Regions from separate parts of the Homo sapiens genome. Here regions 1 and 3 are each linked to region 2. Evidence: chromatin contacts called from ENCODE Hi-C or POLR2A ChIA-PET data. All regions are on one chromosome and are shown on one strand. Each heading gives the region's core, a stretch centred on a gene start or an enhancer-like site at or near the end of the contact. The rest is flanking DNA. Distances are from core to core; before and after follow the strand shown.

Region 1 (2,700 bases), core at 10-2,509, 1.2 Mb after region 2:
ACAGTGCCTAGCTAAGCGCGGATGTGCTAAATCAAGGCTGAAAGAAAGCCTGGCCCTGCCCTTAGGCATCAGGGATTTTCCAAGTTTGATTCTCCTGTCATCAGAAGCATCCCGGGAAGGATGCTCGTTACACTGCAGATTCCAGCCAGGCGCGGAGGCTCACGCCTGTAATCCCAGCACTTTGGGAAGCCGGGAGGATCACTTAACGTCAGGAGTTCAAGACCAGCCTGGCCAACACGGTGAAACCCCGTCTCTACTAAAAATACAAACAAACAAACAAAAAATTAGCCGGGCATGGTGGCGCCCGCCTGTAAGCCCAGCTACTCGGGAGGCTGAGGTGGGAGGATCGATTGAACCCGGGAGGTGGAGGCTGCAGTGAGCTGAGATCGCGCCACTGCACTCCAGCCTGGGTGACAGAATGAGACTCAGTCTCAAAAATAAAAATAATAGGGGCAGGATGCGGTGGTGCACGCCTGCAATCCCAGCACTTTGAGAGGCCGATGCAAGCGGATCAACTGAGGTCAGGAGTTCGAGACCACCTTGACCAATATGGTGAAACCCCATCTCTACTAAAAATACAAAAATTAGCCGGGCGTGGTGGCGGACGCCTGTAGTCCCAGCTACTCGGGAGGCTGAGGCAGGAAAATTGCTTGAACCCGGGAGGTGGAGGTTGCAGTGAACCGAGATCGCGCCACTGTACTCCAGCCTGGGTGACAAAGCAGGACTCCGTCTCAAAAAAAAAAAAATAATAATAAAAAATAATAATAAAATGCAGATTCCTGAGCCCCAAAGTTGACTACACCAATCAGGATCTCCGGGGTTCGCGAACGTGCATTTTTACAGCCCCACCCCCCTCCAACCCTCGTCCCCTTCCCCATCCCCCATCCCCTCCACTACCAGGTCTAGCGGCTTCAGGCCCGGGCGTGCGCAGGCGCGTCCCCCGCCCGCCGCCCACCCGGCCGTCCCGCTCCCTGCGCCGCGCACCTGAGGCAGTCGTTGTCTCTCACAAGGCGCGCGCTCTCGGCGGGGGGCAAGAGCCCCCCCTCCAGGTAGAGGCCTAGGAAGGCCCCAGAACTGAAGCCGAAGCGCTGGCGGATGAGACTAATGAGATCTGTGACGACTCGGCATCTGTTCAAGTCGACCAGAAGCCAGAAGGCCGTACAGTGCGGGGTAGCTGGCGGCGGGTAATCAAATTGAAGCCGTAGCCTAACCGTCTCGGAAGCTGCCATCTTGCTTGGTGCTCAACGGAAGCCGAGAGATACCACGGGGCCACCGAGAGGCGTGCTCGGGCGGCTCGCCCCCGCCGGAGCCTTTGGCGTGTGCCACCTAGTGGTGAAACCTGGCTACTACAGGCTGCGTCTAGGCGAGAACTCGGAGCGTGGTTGATTTCATTCAATTTTGTTCACGGCAGGGCTGAGGAAGGGAATAAGTGAAATGCCTTTATTACATTTCTACTGGGCGCTATGTAGGGTCTCCTAATTAAGGCAACTCTCTGGATAAATAACATTTCTCCTCAGCAGTAGTCTTCTAAGATATTTGCTCATCGACGTGAAAGATTTTTATAAAACAATCCTAACACATTTCGCTGACAAAATTTTTCATCATGATGAGTTGAAAAAGATGTAAGTCCTAGTGTGTTCTCAATGTTGAAATTTTGAAATAACACTGTTAATCATTCTTCCAAATGTATCCAGTGGAATATAAATACCTTAGCCTTTTAATACCCACCACCAAACAAAAATGTCCTTGCATTTCTCACCAGATAAATAAATCAGTATTTACATTATTTCTTCTATTTTTTGAACTAGAATTTACATTTCTCCACATAATATATATTAACTCCTTTAATTTTCATAACAAAAGTTAGGAATTATGAACTGTTATCCTTATTTAGAGGATTTAAAAAAAACAAGGTTCAGAGAGTTTAAGAAGTAACTAGAGGCCAGGAGCAGTGGCTGACGCCTGTAATCCCAGCACTTTGAGAGGCCAAGGTGGGCGGATCACTTGAGACCAGGAGTCTGAGACCACCCTGGCCAAAATGGTGAAACCCCAACTCTACTAAAAATATAAAGATTAGCCGGGTGTGGTGGCATGTGCCTATAATTCCAGCTACTCGGGAGACTGAAGCAGTAGAATCGCTTGAACCCAAGAGGTGGAGGTTGCAGTGAGTCAGGATCGTGCCACTGCACTCCAGCCTGGGCAATAGAGCAAGATTCTGTCTTAAAAAAAAAAAAAGGAGTAACTTCCCCAAGTTCACTAGACTAGTTAAGTTGTAGATACCAGGGAGTCAGTAGATGAATTGAAAACAAAATTTTTTAACTGAAAGTAAGGGTTTTTGGATTTTCTTTTTTTAGAGTCTTGCTCTGTCACCTAGGCTGGAGTGCCGTGGTGCACTCTGCCTCCCGGGTTCAAGTGACTTCCCACCTCAGCCTTCCTAGTAGCTGGAACCACAGGTGTGAGCCACCAAGCCCAGCTAATTTTTGTATTTTTTGTAGAGATAGGGTTTTTCCATGGTGGCCAGGCTGGTCTCGAATTCCTGAATTCCAGCAATCTGCCTGCCTTGGCCTCCCAAAGTGGTGGGATTACAGGCATGAGCCACCACCTCCGACTAAAATCAAGTTTATTAGAGAATTAAAGGAATAAAAGAATGACTACTCCATAGACAGAGCAGCGAGCCCATACTATAAGTATACTCAGTCA
Region 2 (2,700 bases), core at 184-2,683:
TTGTCTCCATTAGTCTATTGCCATATAGTAATAAAGCTTTATCAAATCAAACCTTTATAATGGATTCCTTGAAGATACTTGAAAATACTTCATAGCCAATAGTTTTTACACAATTGGTTTTTCAAGCAATGAATTTCCATTTAAATAAAATATGGATTTACAATACATAGAAAATTTACAAGGAGTTATAAAACAGTGGGAAAGTATGTCTAGCCTAAACTTTTGTGCATTTAGTCTAGGAAAATTTCACATCCCTCTTTCCACACCTATAAAGCCAAACAGAACCAGGACTGACTTGAGGAAAGCAATTATTTATCTCTGCTGTGTCTAACTAAGCAAGCTGCCAAATGTGATCATTTGCCTGATTGGAAAATCACATAAATTAAGACTTTGCCATCAACTTTCTTTCAAGTAAGGAAAGAAAAGCATTTCAATATAGTAATGCAAAACAAGTGGAAATTGTTATTGAACATTTACTTGGACGGGCACTGTGGAAAATTATTCCTTGTCCAACCACCTCCTCAGCTGTAACTGGTAGCACAATTCTTGACCCATTTTACAGATTAGGAAACATGAGTTTCCAGAGTTTATTGGCACTCACGTGGCTGTTACATCGTTTTGATGTTCAAACGACCTACTTTATTCAAAGTCAGGTAGTACAGTCTGCTGGTGGGAAATACAGTATTACTCAAGGGACTTCAAAGGAACAAGAAGATGTTTGAGTTGCACAGTGAGCTAAATTATGCAAGTTGCAGAAATCCTAGGTGGATAGTACGACACCTTTCAGATCAGTTTCTACCCTCAAGGGTGGCAACAACCTTGTAGATCCATTATGGATTAGGTTTCTAAACTGTTTTGGTGTTATGAACCCCTAGAGTCTTCTGGGGAATCCAATGGACCTCGTCTCAGAATAATGTTTTACAATGTATAGCAGAAAGAAGAGAAATTATATTGAAATACACTTCTGGCATTTGACCCCTTAGGATTTTTCCAGCATTTCTACTCTGCCCACCTCTCCTCTCATGTCTACCAAAGAGACTTTCTCTACTTTATTCAGAAAGGTAAATGAGAGACACTCAAACAGGTCTGTAGGTTATGGGAGTAGCAGGGAGTATGGGATAGGCTACTGAGGAGCTGTTTTTGAGGTGACATCACTGTCTCCCTTCCTTTTTCCCTTCCCTCTGGAAGCCTCCTTACTTCTCCAGCTCTTCCTTCCTTCCCCACATCAAGTCCAATTTTTCTCCTTTTACTTCTTGTCTATCCTCCTCACTCCTTGCTCAGCCCCGCCCGCTTTTCTAGGCCCGCCCCTCCAGGGCCCCACCCTCAGGCCGCTCCTCCAGTCTAGGCCCCGCCTTCTCCTCAGTTTCCTGCCAATGACGCTGGGGCAGCCGGGGCAGCCGGGGCAGCCCGGTCACCCCGCCCCCAGGCCCACACTAAGGGTGTCCGCGGCCTGCCCTCCAGGCGGAGGAGCCCGGACTGCGGAAGGATGGAGCTGGCCGCCGGAAGCTTCTCGGAGGAGCAGTTCTGGGAGGCCTGCGCCGAGCTCCAGCAGCCCGCTCTGGCCGGGGCCGACTGGCAGCTCCTAGTGGAGACCTCGGGCATCAGCATCTACCGGCTGCTGGACAAGGTAGCGGCCAACCCGCTGGAGGACCGCGGGGCCTAGAATGCGCCGGGGTCGACCTCCCCGCAGGGAGTGCGGGGCGGCAGTCGCGGAAGGGACAGGGGCGCGTCTTCTCCGGCTCAGGAAGGAGCTCCGCCCGGACCCTGTCTCAAGCTCTGGAGCTAGCGCAGGGGCGGTGCCTCCAAGTGACTGCCGTGCAGATCCAGGGGAGTTGGAAGGTCACAGGAGTTCAGCCTCAGGTCAGGCCCGACGGGGCATGTAGTTAGAAGTTAATGACAGTTGAAACGTGGGTCAGCTGGTTCCTAGGCCCGTGCACACGTCTGCAAGGGACGTTGATCCTCACTCTCCAATGCGTGTCAGTGGCATATGGGGGCTGGGGTGGGGGAGGGGCGGTATCTTAGGGCTTGGATATAGGAGGAAAAGAAACAGAACTTTTCAAGGACTGGATGTGCAGGGTGGTGTCAGGGGTTGCCGAGAAGGGCCCTACTGTTTTAGTGACTCGTTTCTTTTGGTTGTTGCCCCTTCCTTCCAAGTTGCTCTTAATAAGTTGAGTCCGAATCTTCAGGCAGGAGTAAAGATGTAGGAGGAATGGGATTGGTTGTTGAAGTCTTTGGAATCAGGTAGCCATCCAGGTGGAAGGCATTGCCCCTGAGGCCTGTCATCCAAGGCTTGTCATCAGTTGCTTTGTGTAATAGTCGCAGCATGGCAAGTAGGTTAAAAGTCGCCTGCAGGTAATGTGGGTGAAACTGAAGTTTCCTAATACAGGACCAGGATATTATAGTGTTAGAGTTAGGAGGATACCTCATGCTCACCTGGTTAAACCCCAGGTTTCATAGGTGAAAGCAACAGGCCTCAAGGGTGAAGTCACTCCTGAAATGGCCCAGATAAGTGAATAGCAGAGGTGGGATTGGAGGGTTCATGATCTTGTGAATGTCAAACATGTGGTTGCCTTTTTAGGCACTTGCATTTTTGTTTACATCAAATATAGTGTTTTTATATTTTAAAACAGAAAACAAACGTTTGCAATATTTAGAAGTTGCTCACCTGTTAAACAGGAATGAAAACTCTGCCTGTCTCAT
Region 3 (2,700 bases), core at 113-2,612, 1.0 Mb after region 2:
GTTGGAATTTTCACCCAGGAACTCAAACTCCACAGTTCAGAAGTAGTCGGGCCCCATGGAGATCCATCCAGTCCAAAGCAAAGACAAACCCAAAGGCCCACTTCCAGAGGACTCAGACTACTGCCCTAATTTGGTCTTTTCTCTCTTGAGGGCCACAGAGAAACCATAGCCACAGTGCTGACCTCAAGGAGTTTACATTTTTGCAAGGAGATCAAACAAGAGCACAATGTATTTACAGTAACATAAATTAGTAAGTGTGAAATGCCATGCAAGGGATTTAGACGCTGCCCAAGGAGAGAGAGGTCTGAAGCATCGACTGATGGGTCTGTCTTCCTGCTCTGCCGTTGCCAGGTTCTGTAACTGTGGGCAAGTCGGTTGCCCCCGCTAAGGATAAACTTTCCAATCTGTAAAATGGGATGATGATGATGATGATGATGACGATGATGACGTCATTTCTAGTTCCTATCTCACAGGGCTGATGTAAGGATTAAATGAGAGAAAGCATGCAAAGCATTTAGGACAGGGATATGATATGTTCAGTATGCACCGGCCCTTATTTCTAGCAGAGGAGTTCGGGATATCATATATTCACTCACAAACATATATTAAGCACCTCCTAACAATGCACTAGGAACTGTGCCAGGTGCTAGGGCTACAAAGAAGAATGAGACAGTAGCCAGGCTTTCAAAAAGCTCATCCTCCAGAGAAAGGGACAGTGGGGGAGGCAGGCTGCCAGGACAGTAGGAGTCTTGAGTCCTTGCAAAAAGAATCGGAGAGGGTGCCTTGGAGGAGGGTGACGGGAATGCAGGAATGGGGTGAGGGTGTTTCCCACATGTACAAAGCAACGGCAAGCAGGCAGCTTCAGGGCTTCCTATCTGCCAAGTGGGTAGGATTGGGGATGGGCCTTGATGACCACACACAGTTGATTCCAGGGACACTCAGTTCGAGATTCCAGGCAGGTAGCTCTGATGTTGTGAAGTCTGCCTCCAAGTCCTGAAGTTCTCTTTACCTCCAGACTCAGCTTGAGACAAGAGAATAAGTACTGAACATTGAAGTAGAAATCCAAGTGGGTTTTTCTTTTCTTTTTTTGTGCCCTGTTATTTGCCTGTTAGCTAGACTGAGGATAAAACTGAATTTATGTCTCACCAAGGAGGCACAGGAAAGTGAAGAGAGAGAGAGATTATACAGGGTTTTTTTTTTTTTCCTTCAAAGTGTCTCCTCTGCAGACGCCTGGTGCAGCTCTGTCTCCGGGGAGCGGTTCACCCTCCAGAAAATATGACACTTTATTTCCTGCCCTTGTTTGCTAACACACCCCATTACCATCCATCTCAGTTTCATGTAACTGCCAACCGGCATTAACGCCCTCCTCCTCGCCGAGGCAGAAAATAGAAAAGGAAGAATTCAGCAGATTTTCCCCGGTGGCCCCCTCGGCGGCACCAAGATAACCAGCGCAGAAACCACAATTGGATCCTTATTCCTCCAGCCCAGGAATGCGAAGGACGGGACGGTTTAACCGCCTTCTGCATTTTCCTGCAAAGAGAGCCGGCTTGTTATTTCGGTTGTCTGGGCTCCCTTCTTTACTACGGAGAAAGATACATTAATTAATTTTTTTTTTTAATGTTAGGCAGGAAATGTTGCAAACTGTCAAGAGCTGTCAGCGGGCGCCTGCCCCAATCAGGTAAGCGGCGCGCGGGCGCCTGCGGCGGAGACACACTGACCCCTAGTGGCCGACCGGGCCCTCGCAGCCCCCGCGCCCGCCCTCGCTCCGGGCGGCCAGAGTCGCAGTCAAGTCGCTCTTTGCACAGAGCAGCTCTGTGTGGACTGGCGGGGGTGTGGCCGGTGCTGTGTCTCCACCGCCCGCCCCAACGCAAGCACGCGCGCACATACACCCCATGTCCATTTGCTCTTCCAAACCAGAGAAGCAATTTCTGCTCTCCTTGTCCAATTCCAGAGAACACAGATGCCTGAGAACCTTAAGCAGTGTGCCTCTGTGCTGTTGCTCAGGCATGTGCCTCTGCTCTTGAGGAGTGACGGGAAAGACAGACAGGGTCCCAGTGTGACACAGGGCTGAGAGGAAGGAAGGGGGTGGCGTTTGTGGAGACTCCCAGTACCAGACACTGTGCACACGGTTATCCCTTGGAGCCTGATGATAGCCCCAGATTTGGAAACTGAGGCCCCAGCTGTCACATGGCTTGTCCAGGTCACAAAGCTGATGTTTTTATTCATTTGTGTTGATTTTAATAAACAAATGTTTACATAGCTCTTGTCTGCCAGGCTTTCTTCTAGTGCTTTACCTATATTAAAATTACCTGTGTGGAATCCTCATCACAACCCTGTAAGTACTACTATTGCCTCCATTTCCCAGATGAGAAAACCGAGGCACACAGAGAGGTTAAGTAACTAGTGAGCGTGAGTCTAGTGTTTAATCTAGGCAGCCTGGCTTCAGAGTGCTCTCAGCCACTGCACTGGGCTGTGTGTGTATGTGTGTGTGTGTACCCCATGGATACTAGTTAAAAGGAGACCAGGATTCTAGTCTGCACATCACGGGCTCAAAAACCCAAGCTGTTCTGCGTGTACCTCCTTTGTTCCCTAAGGATGAAGTGCTACAGCAATGCAGGACAGGCGGCAGTAATTCTGGCTGTCGCAAAAGGAAGGCAACTTGTGGAAGAGGTGTCTGATGAACTCCTTGAAGACATAGAC

Evidence for each region. A loop is a pair of places that touch in the nucleus more often than their neighbours do. ChIA-PET counts read pairs that join two places held with the same protein, here RNA polymerase II (POLR2A). Pooled maps may share reads with other maps.
Region 1: a pooled map shows a loop between it and region 2 (11-fold over the local background). The contact joins the promoter of COIL here to the promoter of PCTP in region 2. A Hi-C loop is called at or near these places in 5 of 50 pooled maps.
Region 3: a loop to region 2 is called in a map of HCT116, with 3 times the contacts of the local background. The contact joins the enhancer-like site here to the promoter of PCTP in region 2. A Hi-C loop is called at or near these places in 1 of 168 maps with a recorded cell type or tissue (HCT116) and 8 of 50 pooled maps. POLR2A ChIA-PET finds 5 or more read pairs at or near these places in 1 of 52 experiments (PC-9).

What each region holds. Positions count from the first base shown.
Region 1 is chr17:56,959,791-56,962,490 of GRCh38, forward strand. It overlaps COIL (coilin), which reads right to left and starts at 1,260. Exons shown (of 7, transcript NM_004645.3): 1 at 985-1,260. The coding sequence starts at 1,229. It overlaps LOC105371836 (a long non-coding RNA gene), which reads left to right and starts at 1,358. Exons shown (of 4, transcript XR_934875.4): 1 at 1,358-1,622. RefSeq lists a silencer at 862-971 and enhancers at 1,098-1,392, 1,142-1,281, 1,292-1,341.
Region 2 is chr17:55,749,618-55,752,317 of GRCh38, forward strand. It overlaps PCTP (phosphatidylcholine transfer protein), which reads left to right and starts at 1,434. Exons shown (of 6, transcript NM_021213.4): 1 at 1,434-1,627. The coding sequence starts at 1,487. RefSeq lists a silencer at 1,232-1,571.
Region 3 is chr17:56,778,674-56,781,373 of GRCh38, forward strand. No RefSeq gene overlaps it. Among named protein-coding and RNA genes, the nearest start is that of C17orf67, 54 kb to the right of the region's middle. RefSeq lists a silencer at 1,628-1,867. Within about 2 kb of position 1,363, at least 2 of the 41 ENCODE cell types and tissues checked have a DNase peak (open chromatin) inside an H3K27ac peak, as active enhancers do.